2 separate regions of the Mus musculus genome follow, and region 2 is linked to region 1. The links are chromatin loops, found by intact Hi-C in ENCODE. Cell type or tissue: gastrocnemius. All regions are shown on one strand. Links, peaks and the distances in the headings refer to the core of each region. The heading gives the core; the rest is flanking DNA. Region 1 has its middle 140 kb from the start of Pcsk1. Region 2 overlaps Rhobtb3 (Rho-related BTB domain containing 3).

The links. Peaks named below come from ENCODE experiments on the same cell type or tissue, not always from the same donor. Only the 100,000 strongest peaks of a DNase experiment are listed, where the experiment ranks them.
Region 2: a loop joins it to region 1, with 26 times the contacts of the local background. A loop is called at or near these places in 33 of 42 quality-filtered maps.

What each region holds. Positions count from the first base shown.
Region 1 is chr13:75,226,412-75,229,229 of GRCm38, reverse strand. No RefSeq gene overlaps it. Among named protein-coding and RNA genes, the nearest start is that of Pcsk1, 140 kb to the right of the region's middle. In gastrocnemius, for the core only: a CTCF peak has its summit at 1,442 (motif pointing left); a DNase peak (open chromatin) is centred at 1,434.
Region 2 is chr13:75,879,151-75,881,968 of GRCm38, reverse strand. The region is part of intron 8 of Rhobtb3 (Rho-related BTB domain containing 3); the gene reads left to right. Among named protein-coding and RNA genes, the nearest start is that of Gm24163, 25 kb to the left of the region's middle. In gastrocnemius, for the core only: no CTCF peak of the experiment used is centred there; a DNase peak (open chromatin) is centred at 1,305; H3K27ac peaks cover 1,408 bases.

The sequences.
Region 1 (2,818 bases), core at 20-2,519:
TCCTTCACATCTTTCATCGTCTGCCTTTAGTTTTAGAAGATTTCATGTCTCCATTATTTTGTGCTAAGCTAACCTCAGCTTTTCCTGCCAAGACCAGGCTCTACAGTTCAACCTCCCTCTTGAAACATCAGCATCCCTCTGCTAGGGATTACTTTTAGTGGATTCACTTGAATTCAGTAACAAGAAATCTACTTCTGACCTACTCCCCTTATTCTCTGGACCCTATGTCTTCTTTTTTATTTTTCATATAAGCTTCATAAAGGACTAACCTATATGGAGCAAGACTATATTCACTGTTGGCAGCCTCTGCAATCTGCTTCTCTTGTTAGGTACCTGCACACTAGCTGTTGTGGACTTTGTGTTGCAGCTCATTTCTGGGGCATTTGCCTCTGTTGGTTGAGTTTCACTGCTCCACAGAGAATTCTGCTCTTGGTTTGTCTTGTTTGTTTCTGTCTTTTTTCACTGTGGCCTCCTCTGCTTCCCACCACTTGTGCTGGGTGGTCCAGCTGTCTGTTTCTTTCCTCCCAGTACTGGCAATCTTCTTGGATGAGCTTATCCACACTCAACATTTTAATTACTAACTTTGTGCCAATGACACTGTCTTTAGTACCTTACCGTCCCTCCCCTGATCTTCAGGCTCAACAATTCCATCACCTCCTAGGTACTTTTTCTCTGGATATTCTCCAGATGTTTGGCTCCATTTCTCAAAACGCACCTTCCTCCATTTTCTTCAATTTCTATTTGTCACTTTTTTTTCCCCTGTTATAAAATGTTAGAATTTCTCCCTCCTCCACTTCAGAAAACTGATTATTAAATCCTAGGACATGTCCATCTTTTCTGTCTCTCAGACTGATTCCATTCTTATTCTCCATACACTGTTAGAGCTGAGCATTCTCTGGCCTTGACCACCTCAACAACTGCCTCGCTGGACAGGGTTTCTGTAATTGCTCTGCTCTGTGCCCCTGCTCAAGAGCTTCTGGACCAAAACCACCTGTCTAAATCCACTCAGAATCCTACAGGGGAAACCCACTCCTTGTCTAGCATGCTCTAGCCCACTCTGAAAACACCAGCACCACTCAGCATGCCTCACTGACTGCAGTAATAATGCTCGCGGTAGTTTTCTACCACCACTCTGTTCTTTTCTTTCCTTGCTTCCTCTTTTCTCCAGTACACATGCTTTGCTATGAAGACTTAAGTTGGTCTTATGAATTTCAAGTAACTATTATAGTCTTCATGCTTGGGTCTGTAAAAAAGACAGGCTTCAGTTGAATAGTCACTTTAGTTGTTTTAATCCTCAATGCAGTCAGAAGGAGGACTGGGAATACAGTATTCCTGTGCCCCCCTGTGATTAAAAACTTGCCAAGGTGTGTAGATTTTCATACCAATGCGGCTCCAAACCCAGAAGCACTCGCCTGTTCTGAAGCACACACTGCCCTCCAGTGGAACTCCTTGGAAGGACACACCTGATCTGCCATGACGAGTGTTTCCAGTTATTTTTCCCCATCAAGCATGCTTTGAACAATGTCAAATTTTAATTCAAAATGATTTTATTTGACTAAAGAATATTTTTCAAGTCAAATCTAGTAGTGAAGGCTTTTAATTCCAGCTATCTGGGATGTAAAGGTGTGAGGACCTCAAGTTCAAGGCCAGCCTGAGAAAAACAGTGAGACCCTGTCAATGACTAAGTAAACATAAGAATCAGGCCATAGCTCAGCGATATGCCCCAATTCTTGCCTGGCATTTGGAAAGCTGGAAAATTTAAACCTGATGCTTAACAAACCCTACAACTAAAACTAGGCTGAAGCAAAAATAAAACTTACTTTGGAGCGTTTAAGAATTTGTTCTGTGAAGAGAGCAAACACAGTCACCCTGACAAGCTACTTCATCCAGTGCAACCCTTACTTAACACCAGTATATCCTTTTTTTGGTTTTCAACCACGGAAAGGATGATGGTAAAGGCAACTATAATCTCTATATATCTATATATAATACTGGTTAATATTATGTAAAGCTGTATTTTATGTAATTTATGGTTTTGCTACAGAGTGACTTTAGAGAATTCTCTAATATGATAGAGCAAGAGTAAATTATTAGAAAACTATTAAATAATATTAAATTATATTCATAGACACACTGGTAGAAGATGCCACAAAGCCACACAGCAACTGGGCATCAAGGTGTCTGAATTTCTGTAGATGCTAGCTGGCTGCTCTGAAATGCATGTAGCCACATCTGCACTTGGGGCTCATAATGTGTGCTTGTGCAGAGTGTCACATTAACATCTTGCTTGGCATATGCCCTTTTAGATGAAAGACACTGCTAAGATTAAAGCTGACCTGCTGTATTGGGCAAAGGGCAGCCTGGATGCAGGGACACTCTTCTTCTGTCCACTGTCTGTGACTTTAGAAGTCCTCAGGGCAGGATCAGAGAATGGAGAACTAAGAACATACTTCAGATGTCTTAGAAACCAATAAAACTGTTGCTTGACCTCTTCTTTCTTAAGTTGCCAAAGCCATGGGGAAAGCTCTTTTCCTTCCTCCCTCTGTCCCTCTCTTATTCTCTCTTCTTCCAGCATTACCACCACCACCACCACTTCTTCCTATACCTCCTCCTTCTCCTTCTCCTTCTCCTTCTCCATCTTGTTATTCTTTTGTCTTAGCTTCATCTACTCAGAATCACTTGTTAGAAGAACTTGAGGTAACTTTTTTTAAAAGGGAAAAGGATGGACAGATTTTACTTAGAGTGTCTTGTTCATCCCTATTTTTTCAAGCCTGAAATTTACAAAATAGAAGTTGTTCAACTGCTGCTGCTTACATAA
Region 2 (2,818 bases), core at 282-2,781, 650 kb before region 1:
TTCAAGCCGGGTGTGGTGGCGCACGCCTTTAATCCCAGCACTCGGGAGGCAGAGGCAGGCGGATTTCTGAGTTCGAGGCCAGCTTGGTCTACAAAGTGAGTGCCAGGACAGCCAGGGCTACACACAGAGAAACCCTGTCTCGAAAAACCAAAAAAAAAAAAAAAAAAAAAAAAAGTTATATCTTCTATACCCTTGCATTATCATTTGCAATCAGTTGCCAGCTATTATATAAACACTGAATTATAGTCTGTTAGTGTTTGCATAAATATACTGCTTAAAACAGGTAACTGTGGGCTGGAGAGATGACTCAGTGTCAATAGCTGTTCCTCAAGAGGACGTTGATTTGATCCCCAGAACCTGTGATGACTACCTATAACCTTCTCTTGGGGGATCTGAAGCAGTCTGCTGGCCTCCACAGGTGCACACACATATCACACACTGAAAAACAACAAAAAACAGGTAACCATAGTTAGGTATTATATACATTTTTATAACGTAAGTTTTAAAACACCAAAATAGTTAAAGGGTTGTGAAATAGAATTTCTTTTTCCCTTTGCTGAAAGTATAATAGTTTTCAAAAGTAAATTCTAATCTTTAAATGGATCTAAAATCAACCAGGCATATCTTTACACACCACATCTACACCATGCTTGTAATCCCAGTGCTTAAGAGTAAAGACAGCTAGATTCTAGAGGCTTGCTGTTTAGGCAGTCTAGCCAAAACAGAGTTCCAGGTTCAGTGGGAGAGCTCGTTTCAAAATAATAATAAATAAATAGGAAAGAAGTTGAATCCTGATGTCAACCTCTGGCACACACATGTGTGCATACACTGATGCACGCGTGTGCGCGCGTGCACACACACACACACACTATACTCAAAGGCACTCAAGCTGATGTTACATTTTCAACATTATCTTGTGGCATTATCAACAGAAAGCTCTGTTAAAATTTCAAGCCCTGCTTATGAAATCCACCCTGTCTAATGTCCACTTGATATTTTTAGTCAGTCTTAATTCATCTGCTTAATTCAAATGGTAGACCATCCAGTTTGTTTAAGCTATGCTCCTAGTTTTCAAATGATGTTCTATTTATCTTGAAATAGTTTAAAACCTAAAATTGTAAGTCAAATTGCGTTGCCAATTTGAATTCCTTGTTAATTGGTCTCTACAGATATACCCAGCATGCTTTAATTATGGAAGCTGGCCCTTCTGGTAAATGATACTGCTACACACAAGCTGGGAGGTTTGGGGTGACGAAAGGAAGATGCAGTGGACAGATGGTGTTTGCTGGTGGGAGCAGGATGCTCTTAAGCTGTCTCCTCCCTGTTGGCTATGCAAATCATAGTGACAACCTGTGGGTTCAGCTGGCAGGGTGAGCTGATTAATGATCCTGAGGAAATATTGGCTTGGGAAAATATCTCTGAGTTTAGATGGGCCTCTTTTATTTTGCTTGGATTTAGAGAGGTTGAAGAATCAATAAATTGTGAATATTTTAAAAGAGAATATATACGTACGATAAATGTTATGAAATCAGACGATACATGAGTAAATTATTGGGCAGAATATTGTGGTTTGGCTCATTGCGGTTTTCTGGAAGGGGCAGCTTTGTGGTTCCCATTGGTCCTGGGATCCTCCATAACTTGAGTCCCCACTCTGCCTTCCTCATCTTGGTATCTGCCATTTGTAGTGCCAGGGAAGTATTAGTGAACCCCCCAAAATAGACGGGAGCCAATATGATGCAAATCAAAACAGTCTTTATTCGAGCTAGCTCGGGTCCCTCAGCCCAGCACTGACACACAGGGTTTTGATGGAGAGGAGCCCCAAATATCTATCAGGGTAAGGCTTTATAGAAAGTAACAGGTGTGTGTGTGTGGCGGGGGGGGGGAGGTAAGTGTTTCTAGCCCGGCAAGCTAATATTGGAGAGCTATTATGGCCTTTAGCATAATTGGCTGATGCTGGGAGTCAAACCATAATTTCTGCTTCCCTCAGCATTGGTGATCATGAGGCTGGGTGTGGACTTGTTGGCAATTAACTTGGAAATGCTGGATTTGTTGTGGTTAGCCTAGACTTTGGAGCTAGGCTCGGGTTTTGTTGCAGGGGGTGGGGGGAAGTATAACTTGGAAGTGAATGCTAGGTACTGGCCTGTTAGTTTACCTGAGTTCAAGTTCTCTAAAATGGAGTCTGGACTTAAAAGATTTGGTTTCTCACCATTTCTGACACAATGATGGTGGATGTTCCGTGATGATCTGTGGAACTGAAGGCTGTTATGTGGATTCATGGTAGACATTACAACAACAGGAACCTCATGAGTTCCATGTCATCCCATCTGGTGCTGTCTTTGTGAAGTGAAACCATATCTGGAAAACTCAGCAGTTTCCCTAGAGAGTCAGTGTCCAGCTCAGGGGCTTCTCATTTCACAGAAAAGGCTCTGCTTGTGTTGCAGCAGTGGGAAGATGGCATGGCCATGCTCATCAGCTCTGCAATGTCCCCAAGGTCAAGACTGTGCTCCTTGGCTTGGCTCGGGACAGCCTCTTGGCCATTCCTTCTGTGAGGTGGGCTATTTCCTTTGCTTTGCAGTTTTCCTTTCCTGGTGTAGGAAATCCTTTCCAAGACAGTTCTGTGTGAGGTTGACCACAAGGTAATGGTTGAGATGTTTTCCTGGGTGGAACATGGTCAGAGGTAGCAGTATTTCAAGTCAATCATGATGGATAGATGCTGTTCTAAAAACACAAGGCAAAATCTGTCATTCCAATTCTTTGGTCTTAAGGAAATCTAAACTAACAACTGTTTGTCTGGTTTGCAGATTGTTGGGCTCTAAGA